2 separate regions of the Homo sapiens genome follow, and region 2 is linked to region 1. The links are chromatin contacts, found by Hi-C or POLR2A ChIA-PET in ENCODE. All regions are on one chromosome and are shown on one strand. The core of a region is the stretch at or near the end of the contact, and the rest is flanking DNA. Distances in the headings are between cores, read along the strand shown.

Region 1 (6,714 bases), core at 1,647-4,146:
TTGATAAGTCAAAGTTGTTTTCTCACAGAAGATGAAAGAAGTGATTTATAGTTTACTCACAGAGAAGAGTTTGAGACCACATGAGAGAAAGGCTTTTCTTCTAGGAAACTGTAGGAACCTGATAGACTTTCCAGAAGAGGGAAGCTTTGCTCTGGTTGTTCTTTCTCATGGGGGTAGATTTCCTACTTTTTCACGGCTTCTTTTCCTTGAGTAGGACTAGGTGTTTTTTTTGTTTTTTTGTTTTTTGTTTTTTGTAAGAAAGAGTCTCACTCTGTCACCAGGCTGGAGGGCAGTGACATGATCTTGACTCACTGCAACCCCTGCCTCCCAGGTTCAAGTGATTTTCCTGCTTCAGCCTCCTGAGTAGTTGGGACTACAGGCATGTGCCACCATGCCCAGCTAATTTTTTTTTTTTTGTATTTTTAGTAGAGACGGGGTTATACCATGTTGGCCAGGCTGGTCTTGAACTCCTGACCTCAGATGATCCACCTGCTTTGGCCTCCCAAAGTGTTGGGATTACAGGCATGAGCCACCATGCCCTGCCAGGACTAATTTTTTTCTTTGTTCACCAGGGTGAGTAAATACAATCTTTCAAATACTCTCAAGAGTAGGCCTGCCTCAGTTTTGCTTGACATTGAATGAATATGATTCAATTCTCAAATACCTTGGTATTGAAAGTGGGGTATAGGTGGTCTATTATATTGACAGTATTTTTACATTAGTCTTATTCATGTAGCACATATTTGTTGAGCATGAAATGTGTGCTAGATGCTAGCAATATAACAGGATATAGAATAGATATAGCCTCTGCCTTCAAAAAGTCTATAGTCTACTAAGGGAGGCAGACATTAATTCTAATTGCAGTAAGTGCTATGAAGAAAAAGCATACATCATTTTGCTAAGTGTCATGGAGAGGAACCTCTTTTCCACCTGATTCCTATTTCCTTGTGGAGAGGTATCAATTAATATAGCACTCCTGGCTTCTCTGAATGGGGCATGCCTAGCTTAGCCTTTCTCATCCCTTTGCTTTTGGGATGGGCTTGTCTGCTCTGAGTCTCTGCCTCTGAGTGGGAATTAGGGTTGGGGCCTTCCAGGTTTCCGGTGCTGCCGTGACTGCATAGGTCTATCTAATTCTGCCAGTTAAATTAGGAAATCCACTGATACCCTGCACTTAAGTACAGTCCCCAACCTAGCCTTTATTAGTATTTTGTTGATAGTTGACTGTCATCTGTTGATCCTATTGTCTCTCTCAATTCAGAATTTAGGTGGAATAGGTGGTGTTATTATTGGGTCCCTCAAACCTCAATAGTAAGAATCAATTTGACGCTTATACTAGGGGAACTGACAGAGTGTAATTTCTGGAGCAGTGTAATTTCTGGACCTGTGGTTTTCAGAATTCTGCTGCTCACGGGAAGGTGGATTGTAGTGAGCTGACAGGGCCGAATTCTGCCCCCTTCACCAGTGCCTGCAGTGATGACAGATTTGTTTTGATCTATTTTACATATTAAGCTTCCACATAAAAATTCTGAGCTTAAAAATAATTTAAAACCAGTGCCTTGAACTTGTTGCTTTCAAACATTTTAAACCACAATCCTCAGTCATAGTTACATTTTATATTATTCAAACTCGTATATATTATATACATGTGTATACTGACCTTACTATCTGTGGTATAGTTTATTGCATTTCCATTTCATACCAAAGAGAAGTTTGGTTAAAACTCATGGAATTGATTCCACAACCCTCATTACATGAAATTTAAAAAATTCTGCACAAGACCATGTTTATTTTATCTCAGGCCTCTTGTCTAGTAAAGACCTGACCTTCCCCTGATCATATCCCTTTTGCCCCATGGGCCTTATTTCTTTTGGAGCTCAATATATCATTCATTTTCTGTATACAAATACATTAGAGTTAAACTTATGAAATTACCAGCCCTTCTGAGAAAGTACTTTTTCAACATTGTTATTATTGCTGAGGATTTCAACAATAGCAAAATAATGTATTACATTCCAAACTTGGCAAATGTTACTAAATATTTCTCTTGAGGCTCATTTTCAACCATATTATTATTACTGGCCTGTTTTTTTGGGTTTAATGAGATAATTTTCTATCAAATCATGGTAGCGAACAGAGCTGACACAAATTCTCAAGTTTGTGGTAAAGTTTATACTCCATTGGAAAGTTTCTTTTATATAACAATATTGGCAGGGCTCATGTTTTAGAATGAATTATTTATGTGGGCCCATTCACCACTGCTACCCCATTCTACACAGCATGACATCCAGAAAATGGCAGTTTTGATGAGCATGATGAAGGCAGTATCATTTTTGTGCTTGATACAGTGGCCGGAAAGTTCAGGTCTGGGTGGCATCCTGAGAAAGGGAGCAAGGCAGTGTGGTGATGCCAGGTGCAAGAAGGTGGGGGTGTCCAGAGGGAAGTGAGATGCTCTGCAAAAAAGTCAGAGGACATCTCAGAAAATAGAGCCACCTTCCTGATGTAGCTTCCAACAGTCCTGTCTCCTAATCCCTTCCAGCCCCCAAATATATGAAGCTGACTTCAGAGAGATAAACACCAAGGAGTCAACCCATTACTTAGCTTTTGTTTCCAAAATAAGACATCTTCTAGTTAGGAGAGCTTCTGACCGAGGGGCAAGTGGTTTATCCTCAAGATGGTAGAAAAGCAATGTGCATGCTCAGTAAAACTTGGCCTCACCAGATGCCAGGCTCAGAGAGTCCTCTTTCCTGCCTTTCTTGCGTCACTGCCTGTTTGCTTGAAACAAGCAGTAGAAATAGTCAAACACAGGTGCTGGCTGCACTGGCAGCACAGCCTCTCCTCCAGATTCAGGCTCTCCCTGGATGGCACTGGCTGGTAACCACAGAGTGAAGATCTAATCAAGCCAATGCTGGCTCCCTGCCCACCACTAGCTGGTTTTATTCAGCTTCCCCAGTGTTGATAATAAAACACAAGTGAGCCTTCAGTTTCTTGCCTGCTAGTTCCAAAGCCAGCATTTGCTGCATGCTCTCTGACTTGCAATTTGGTGGCATCCTGGACAGGACACTTGCCTACAATCAGCACACCTGGCTTCTTTGTCTAGGTTTTGCCTCCAACACATGGTACACATCACTTCAGCTACCTGTGCTTTATTTCAAATGGAGATACTAACCCCTAATGTTGGCCAAGCTTTGTGATTATTTATCTCAGGGATTTATCAGGGTTGAAAGCAGAAAAAGCTTTAATGAAATTCAAGACTCTGTCCTAAGATCCTAAATGGTTGAAGTGTGTCCTGGAGGGGGCTGGAGTGGAACAGGCCATATGAGAAACAATAAGGCTGGAAGGAGAGATTTCTGGTGACTGGGAGGGAGAGACAGATCCTGCCCTCAGAATTTGTACCCTACTCAGGTTGTGAGAAGGCCTCAGGGGGGAAGTGTTGACAGGAAGGGCACCTGTAGGAGGCTTGGGTTCTCCCACTTGTGTTCCCCTGTTTCATCTGAGATTTCTAGTCTTGGCAAAGAAGCAGCAGAACCTGGGATAATGGGTGTCTCAGCCACAGCCAGTGTGGACCCGCAACTGACACCTTGAGGGCATTCCCCATCTTGAAGCTAGTTAAGACCCCAGGACTTTTACATATTTGCAGGAGGAAACCCAAGAAAGCGTAGGTTTAACTTCTAGGTCCAGCGAGAGTGGAGCTTGGAGTCAGAATTATAGTGATTTCAAGAATGGGAAGAGTAGGTAATGCACAATTTTTTGCATACCCAAGTGAATGGACTGAGGTTCTTAGTCTATATGTGTGTCACTGTATTTACTCAGTGAACTCTCAGAAAACCTTGTACTTCTTTTCTGCACACACTGAGCTTCTCTGCCAGGTGCCTTCTGAGGACATGAGAGCTTCATGCTAGGCTGGCCTTGATGCAGTGTGGGCAAGGCCTGGAGCAAAGAGTCATGAAAGTTGGAGGCTTGGAGTCCTGCCCACGGGTGGATGAGTGGCCCAGGCAGGCCAGGACTAAGTGCTGAAAGCCCATCAGTGCAGAATCATCCCATCGGGGCAGCATCGGGGTAACAGTCAAGCAGCAGCTCTTTGCCCAGTCTCCTTTTGCACCAGCTGTAGCTATTTGGGACTGATATGTTCTCAGGGCTTCCTCAGCCCCAAGTCCATGACCCCGTTTGTGCTTAAGGTGAACAGACGTCTCTCCTTTTAACAGAGGGGCAGGAACCCAGGAGACTGCTGAGCCAAAGCTTCTCCCCAGCTGTAATGCTTTCCTGAAATAGAGACTTTGCCTTGGCTCTTAGACCCAGCTCCATACTTTACTGTTCCCAGTTAGTCATGGAAAGACGAAGGTGCCTAAAAATAAGCACCATCTGGGCCCACAAGGTTCAGCAGGGCACACTCACAGCTAATGGAGAAAGTTTCAGTCTGCCTTTGTGGTCCTGGAAACCCAGCTGTGATGCGCTTGCCAGAAGGGCCCTTCAAGCCGTGTTATTCTGAGTGTCTCTCAGGGCAGCCTTTGCAAAGGCAACTTTTCACTGCCTGTAAGTTCTTGAGGTCACCCAAGGATAGCAGCTTCAGGGAAAATATGAGAAAAAATGTATTTTTAGTGCATTTTCTCATGTCTTTGTGTTGCCCCGCTCTCTTTCATGCTTCTGCAGTCCCCACTCCACTCTCCATTAGCTGCCTAGCTTCTGTGCCTGGTCATCTTCCCAGATGCCCAGAGACTTCTATGATGCCCTGAGCCTCCCTTTCCTAACACCCTTTTGGCTCTCCTCTTTATAAAAACTGACACATCTGTCCTTCAGAGAATGAAGCTAATCTGATAAATTAATTCATAACAAAGTGTAAAGGAGGATGGTTTAAGATGACCTGTTATACAGAAAATGGTTGCACTTTTATAGTGGTTAAAAAACATATACAATTTACCATCTTAACCATTTTTAAGTGGACAGTTCTGTAGGGTTCAGCTTATCTCTAATGGTATGAAATGGATCCCCGGAAGGTTTTCGTCTTGCAGAACTGAACCTCTGTAGTTATTAAACGATTCCTTACTTCCCCCTCCTCCCAAACTCTGGTAACCACCATTCTGCATTTTCATATCTATACATTTGACTACTTTAGATACCTCGTATAAGTGGAATCGTATGGTTATTGTCCTTTTGTGACTGGCCTGTTTTACTTAACATACTGTCCTCAAGGTTCATTTCTGTCTTAGCACATAACAAGATGTCCTTCCTTCTTAAGGGAGCATGGTATTCCATTGCATGTACATAGCACATTCTGTTTATCCATTCATCTATTAATGGACATTTGGGTTGCTTCCACCTCTTTGCTATTGGGAATAGTGCTGCTAAGAACATGAGTGTTCACATATCTCTTTGAGATCCTGCTTTCAATTATTTTGGAAATATACCCAGAAATGGGATTTCTGGACCACATGGTAGCTCTATTTGTAATTTTTTAAAGAACAGCCACGCTTTTCCGTAGTGGCTGCATCATTTTACAACCCAATAAACAGTGCACAAAAGTTCCAACTTCTTTACATCCCTGCCAACACTTGTTGTTTTCTGGGTTTGTTTTTTTTTTTTATTTGATAGTAGTGATCCTAATGAGTGTCAGAGTATGATTGTATTTTAAGGGAAGATTTTCATGCTTCACCCTGAAAGAATGATGATGGTGTTGATTTCAGGCTCTGGCACAAGCCAAGAGGAAATATTAGATATTTTGTTTAGGAAATTCTTGTTGCATCCTTCAAATCACATGACATAAGCCTCAGCAGAATCATTATATATCACTTGAGTGACAGATAGCTGAGTCACCTGCCCCTGAGGTCTAGATAAGATTACCTTCTCCATACCCCATTCTAGAATTGAGAAAAGTCAGACTCATGACACAGGATTATGCACATTTCTGGAGGGCTTATTTGTCATGGTCTTATCTCTGTTTTTTGCGTCCTGCTCATGTTATTTTTTTTTTTCCCCCTCTCCTATCTATATCATTCTTGTTTTGTTTCACACGGATGCAGACCTGGACCTGAGCCACTTTTCTTGATTTCCCAGAAATAGTCACTCACTCAAAGCCCTTGTATGTGCAGCAGATTTCACTGATGCTTTAAGGAGGAGTTTATGCTGCAAAAAAGCAAGCTATTTAAAACTGAATATTAGCTCTCCTGCTTCTAGAAGTTCTTTGGGCCATCCTGCCTCAGAGCACTTGTTTCCCCTGCTGTCAAGCCACTCTCTACAGCACCATTTGCCGTTTTGCTGACTTCTCCTTTCCCTTCCCCCTCCATCTTTTCATCTGAGTCCTTACTAACTCCTAGTTTGCCAGGGCTCTGTGCTGCACCAGCTAGAACCATGTGGGACTAACGGGCTCTTGTCCCAGGTTCATGCTTCATTTCTTCTCCAAGGTCAACAGACATCTCTCCTCTTAAGAGAGAGATACAAGAACCCTAAAGCCTGGGCCAAAGTTTCTCCGCAGCTGTAATGGTTTCCTGAAGCTGGAGATTTTGCCTCGACTCCTAGACCCAGTCCTCCTTCCATACTTTAGAGTTCCCAGGGATGCCACATTCTCCTCTCTTTATGATGCACAACAAATCATATCCCTCAAACTCCACTGTAAGTAAGCCCTCCTTTGCCAACCCAAATCTCAAAATGTTCACCTAAATAAAATACTCTTTCTCCATTTATGAGCTCAAAACAGAAGTGGAGATCTTGAGTTTTCCTTTA
Region 2 (6,110 bases), core at 3,526-6,025, 100 kb before region 1:
CAATGTTGCATATATATGAATATATGTGGATATATCTGTGTGTGTTTACATAGCATTGTTCACTCAGTCCTCACATGAATCGTAACGAGTGCATGAATTTGTGTTCCTTGAGGCCTCCAGGGTATGTGTAGTCCTCAGTTTGTGAACCACTGGCTTCGTGAACCTTTATGTTTACTCTGTATATCAGTCATATAAATTAGTGCAGATTCTTTTCCTGAAAAAAATTCCATTGAATACAAAAAAATTAGGCTCTAGTTGTTGAAGAATCAAATACACTTAAATATAGTTAAAAATAATGAACAGAACTCGGATGGTATCTCCTTTAGGCTAGCATGGTTCACTCTGTGATACCAGGGATCTCATGGATCTCTTGGAAATAAGTGAAGGAGGAACCAAGTGCAATGTTTTTGGATTGCAGTTGTGTAGTGGGCAGAATGGTTAAAAGTACACAGTAACCCTGCGAGGAAGGTGGTATTCTTGTCCTCTTTTACAGATTAAAAAAACTAAGGCTCAGCGAGATTCAGTAATTTGCAAAAAGTCTTATAATAGAGCTAAGATTCAAATCCAAGATTGGTAGATGCCCAAGCTCTCTCCTTCTATGCTATAGTCCTGACAACGATGGCTGTCATTTTAAGATATCCTCCAGATTTTGCAGGGTTTCTGTTGTTGTTATTGTTATATTTTTATTTTGTCAGACTCCCAGAACACAGTGCATCCATGTAATAGAGGTAGAGATACCAGGACACAGCACATCAGTGTAATAGAAACAGACAGAGACACCAGAAAAATAAACATGGCTATTCATCATGGCAGCCAGCAGCAGAGGCCTGTGGGTTTTCCATGAAATTCTTTACAGGCCAGAGAGAAAAAAATCTAGGTTATTCAAATCAGTTACTCAGGCATTGCTGGTCAGTAAAGATTAGGCCCATTGGGTGTGCTTAAATGCCTGTGGCGAGTAAGGTGAAGCAAGATTGGAACTGCTGCCAAGGTGGCCGGGGGTGGAACTGACAGTGGTGAGGAAGAGGCCATTCTGAGTAGCTGGTTATCTTTCAGAGGATATGGGATAGATAAGGCCCTATCAAGATCAAAGAATGCATGTGGCGGGGGGGGGTTTATAAAGGAAGAGAAGGGAAACAGGCTCATTGAGAAACCAGGAAAGGAAGGAGGCTGACAGATGATATTCATCAAGTCCCTGTGGAGTGAGGGAGATGTGTGTAGGGTGTAATGTGGGAGTGAGGTGAGGAACATGACCCTTACTGATAAAGTCCGTTCCTCGTCTTTTGCAGTTGCTTTAAGCTCTGAAATGGCACTTGGGGGATCTGGGCTTGTCTTAGATCAGTACTTTCTAAGATATTTATCTCTTATTGCTGACACATGGCCCTTGGTTGTTCCCTCTTTTCTATAGTTCCCCTCCCTGAATCTTGTTTTAGGGGTTTCTTTCTTTATGGTTCCCAGGCCTACTCTCCTATTGTCTTATTTTATTAAATGTTATTCCTGTGAGGGAGGTCCATTAAGCTCCTTTCCTTTGTCTCAAGTCCCCTCTGCTGAGTTCCTGAGGACCGTGTAAAAGAACAACAGTACATGAAGATGGACAATTACTTATTGAGCATCTACAATGTGTAAGGCACTGAGAAAACCATGATAAATAAAATATACTTTTTCCTTTAAGGAGGTAACATCCCCTGATGAAGTTGACACTTTAGAGGGGAAAACAGAATTACAAACTAATATATACAATACAGTGTAAGAATATAATATTTGAAATATATGCCATGCAGAATATGATCCAGTTTTTCTCAAGGATCCCCCCTCTACCCTATGCCAGGGGAATCTACTATGTTTGAGGGAAATTCCATCTGCCCAAGAGGTCAGAGTTTATGGCTGGATGTGGTGGCTCACGCCTGTAATCCCAGCACTTTGGGAGGCTAAGGTAGGAGGATTGCTTGAGCCCAGGAGTTGGAGTTGGAGACTAGCCTGGGCAACAAGGGAAACCCCCTGTGTACAAAACAAAACAAAACAAAAAAAGCCGAATGTAGTGGTGTGCACCTGTGGAGGTTTTTGGAAGGCTAGGTGGGAGGATCACTTGAGCCCAGGAGTACTAGGCTGCAGTGAGCTATGATCATGCCACTTGCACTCCAGCCTGGGTGACAGAGTGAGACTCTGTCTCAAAAAATAAAAATAAAAAAGTCAGTTTCATTTACCTGGCAGCAGGTCAGTGTAACAGCAGAGGAATGACAAAGTAGAATGGAGAGAATGAGTGAAGAACTGTGAGCTGACACTTTCCCCTCTATGAACAGAGGACTGTGTGGGCCCAGAGCTGGCTGCTGAGCCTATTCAGCCAAGCTCCTTAGCTTTATGGAAGTACAGAACAAATGAAAGTTACCACAGGTGATATCATACCTACCCATAATAAAGAGAAAATGTCTTGATACCATCTCTTCCTTTCTGTTAAAGAAAAAAACTAGTCAATGATACTTGTTAAAACACAGGAAGGGAGACTTTATTCAGGACCATCTTAATAGGTATAGAGATCACTGCAATCAGATTCTGCAGTGGGGGAGAGAGATTGGGCTCAACTCAGAATACGGCATGGGCAAGTGGGAATTTATATGGAAGAAGCACGGTGGGGGTCATTAGATAAAAAAAATTACTAAGAGGAAACTTCAGGGGCAAGGGAGGATTCTGGCTAAACTGACCTAACAGGATTCTTACTGAAGACAGGCCAGGGTAAGCAGACATCACCTGGGGGATGGTGGAGGAGGAGGAACCCAGCCAGATACAGAGGGTGCTCGGATATCAAGGGTGGAAGTGCTTGCTAAACTGACTCAGCAGGATTCTTTGTTAAAACTGGACTTTATAAGAAAGTACACAGATGAGCCTAGGAGAAGTTTCAGGAGCTTGCCCAAAATTTGGTCAAGTAAATAATCTTTGTCCTCTCCTTACTTAGATTAAAATCGGATGGGTTAGCCTCAAAATTTTTGTGAAGAAGATTTAAAAAGAGACTGGCTGAAAACTGGTCTAGAAGCTAGTTATGAGATTATTTTGAAGCAATGTTGATTCCTGGAGCCTGGGCCCTGAATGCTGAGGGAAGCATCTGAGAAGAATGGACAATGATCTAGGGATGAGATCTAGGGAACAGAAGAGATGTTCGCCACAGGGTACATTGACAAGAAGTGTTGCTGGGAACTCTGTGACCGCCTCCACCCTAGGAACAGCTGACATGGGGAAAGGTTGATTTTGCAAACAGGAAGAACCAAAACTTGGCACTAGCTTTTGGAACCACAGGTTAACTGATGCCAATAGACATAAATGAGAATGCCTCAGAATTTAAACAATTTCTAAGTAATAGGAAGAATCAGCCTACTGTTGGAATGACATCTGTCTAAATGTCATCTATTAAAGAATCTCCATTTATTTCAAAGTTAAGAAATAACACAAAAAGGAGATGTTACAATATTGTGTAAATATCAAGTTAGAGAAGGATTTCCACAAAACGTAAGCGGGAACATCAATGGCAAATAAATAGTTTTTGAGAAAACTCAGGGTTTTCTTTTTCTTTAATCTTTTCTTTTTCTGGGATAAATACTTCAAGTGGAAATGGGATTTTCTGAAATGGGCACTTGCAAAAGTCTCCAGAAACCCCCAAGGAAGAGGGTTGACTCATCCAGAATACTGGGAGATGGAAAAGGGCCACAGAAAGCTGTTGGCTCCCTTGTTTGTGGACAAGAGAATTGCTTCTGGGCTGTTTTAGTCAGAGGCACTACATAAAAAATGAGCCAGGAAAGACACAACCAGCTAGGAGCCAGGCACTGTTTCTATGCTTGTTTTACATCCAAAAAGAACTAGAAGAAATTGCAATTTAAAATTTTGGTGGAATTTCTGGAATTATGAACAATGTCATTTCTGTAAATAAATATTTATGGAGTGTGTATCTTTGCCCACCCTGTCTTTGGCACCGTGAAGGTACACCAAAGACTCTAACTGTGATTCTTGCTTGTATTTCTCAACCACAGCTGGGATGTGATTTGTGCATAGGATTAAATATGTTGAGATTCTTTGATAAATCAAAAAATATTCCCTATAAGACACTGTGATCTTAAAATTATTCACAGATAATTGATCAACATTTTTGAGAATCCAGAGCTTGCTTGGTAGCAAATGAAACATATCTAAGACCCTCAAACTCCATCTCTAATAGGTTATGTATTTTTGTTTCTCAAATAGCAACTAGAATTTGGGGGTGGAATGGGGTAGGACGTTAGCTAGAAGACACGTATTAGGGAGAAAAGCCATTTCCAAATTGAGATCTTTGTTTACTGAATATCTGGCTTTTAGTAAGAGTATTTAATCCAAAGTGAAATTGGTAGATTTCACAGATGTATTTATCCCTCTATAATTAAAAGATCAGTCCTGTAGAGTTCTTTTCTTGAAAGATTATTCTATAATGTGAATAAACCATTCTCAGAATTGACAGCTTCTCTCTTCTGAAACCTTTCCTCTCTTCCTCAGCTGATTGAAAGGGCTGCTCATGGTCTTTTTCAGCTGCTTATAAGGAATATAAAGCAAACCAGTACAGCAGAAAGAGATGAATAAAGATTCCTTTGTTCCCGATCACGTGCCTGAAGAGAGAACACCATTGCCCTTGAGGCGCTCTCTTGAGTGGGTTCAGGATCTTCCCTCTTCCTGCAGCACTCTGCGATTCTCTCCCAGGGCTGCAAGAAAAAGCAGCACTGTTCCCTTCGGGTTGAGCCCGGCCATCGCCATCAGTGCTGCCACTGCCACCACCTCCATTCCCCGCAACCCAGACAACAGAGTGAACCTGCTAACAGCACAGAGTGTGTTTATTTATTCTCTCTGCATAGTGGAAACTTGTTTCAAAGAAAGTAACAGGGATTGCCTGATGTTAGAAGATTCAAAACACTGAAATACACTTGTAAAACGATTTGGCTGTCTTCAATGAATGTAAATAGTATGTATTTGGGGGAGTTGCAAAGGAGCCGATCAGCATATTTGTCAGAGAGGGAAGGAGGCAGAGGAAAATATTTATCTCTCTTTGTGAGCTGTCACACGACTATAGTTTGCCCATCACATCTGAATATCTGTTCAAATGATGTGATATTTTTATTTTGATTTCCTGAACTGATAAAATGTCCTGGAAAAAATAGGGCAGCTGATCTTTGGAATGTTTTTTCTCTCATAATCCTAAATTTTTGATTTCTGTGATTTCTCACTCTTCCCTTTTCTTAGAAATCCTCATGCTCTAGCTTTCTGGGGGGACAATTCTTATGGTTTTTTGTTATGTTGATGCTTTATCATCATTTATACCTCTGGCCCTTACTACAGAACCTTGCACACACTAGATGCACAATAAATATTTCCTGAAAAAGTGAATGAATGGAAAAATGAAAATGAAAATGAAAAATAAATGGAAAAATGAAAAGCATTGAGCTGTTTTGTGAAAATCTGATGAGTAAGCCTTTCTTCTTAGGAATTCTAGCCTTGGTTCCAGGCTCAACTGTTAGACTTCTCTGAAAAGAGTATACCCAAGTCTGCTTTCCCTTGGGTATACTGAGCTGGACCCCTGGAATAAAAACTTTGAGGAAACATCTAGTACAATAGTCACTGGTGCTAAGATTAGGGGCAAGACATCAAGAGTAAATTTGGTCTTACTCTTTCTCTGGAAAATTTTTAGGTATTTAGCTACCTACCTGAGATTTATTAGGCTGTTAATATTTCTTTGAGTATAAAGAAAAAAATAAGGGTGAAACATTGATGATCTAGTTTAATTTACTGAGAAATGTGCTTTTCTTCTTGTGAAAGTCCTAAATCTGTCCACTTGTATCAGTGGGACTGGGCATGTGGGTGGTGATAGTGGAACACTGTGTGAGCCACTGATATTGTGTGTGTGCTGGAATGAGGCATGCTTTCCACCTTACTCCTCCTTCTAGCAGCAATGAATATGGAGGGCAGCAATGTCATTTTCTCCTCGAAGGTCACAACCAAGAGAGAGGTGTCTCTTCTTATGTTTGTTTTCTAGGGCTGTAATAACAAAGTACCACAAACTGGATGGCTTAAACAAGGCATCTGTTTTCTCACGGTCCTGGAGGCTA

What was found. A loop is a pair of places that touch in the nucleus more often than their neighbours do. ChIA-PET counts read pairs that join two places held with the same protein, here RNA polymerase II (POLR2A).
Region 2: a loop to region 1 is called in a map of K562, with 3 times the contacts of the local background. The contact joins two enhancer-like sites. A Hi-C loop is called at or near these places in 1 of 168 maps with a recorded cell type or tissue (K562). POLR2A ChIA-PET finds 5 or more read pairs at or near these places in 1 of 52 experiments (GM12878).

The regions. Positions count from the first base shown.
Region 1 is chr12:75,780,918-75,787,631 of GRCh38, reverse strand. The region is part of intron 1 of LOC105369844 (a long non-coding RNA gene); the gene reads left to right. LOC105369846 (a long non-coding RNA gene) reads left to right here and starts at 6,167. Exons shown (of 5, transcript XR_001749217.2): 1 at 6,167-6,714. Within about 2 kb of position 2,896, at least 11 of the 41 ENCODE cell types and tissues checked have a DNase peak (open chromatin) inside an H3K27ac peak, as active enhancers do.
Region 2 is chr12:75,887,961-75,894,070 of GRCh38, reverse strand. No RefSeq gene overlaps it. Among named protein-coding and RNA genes, the nearest start is that of PHLDA1-AS1, 140 kb to the left of the region's middle. RefSeq lists a silencer at 5,768-6,062. Within about 2 kb of position 4,775, at least 4 of the 41 ENCODE cell types and tissues checked have a DNase peak (open chromatin) inside an H3K27ac peak, as active enhancers do.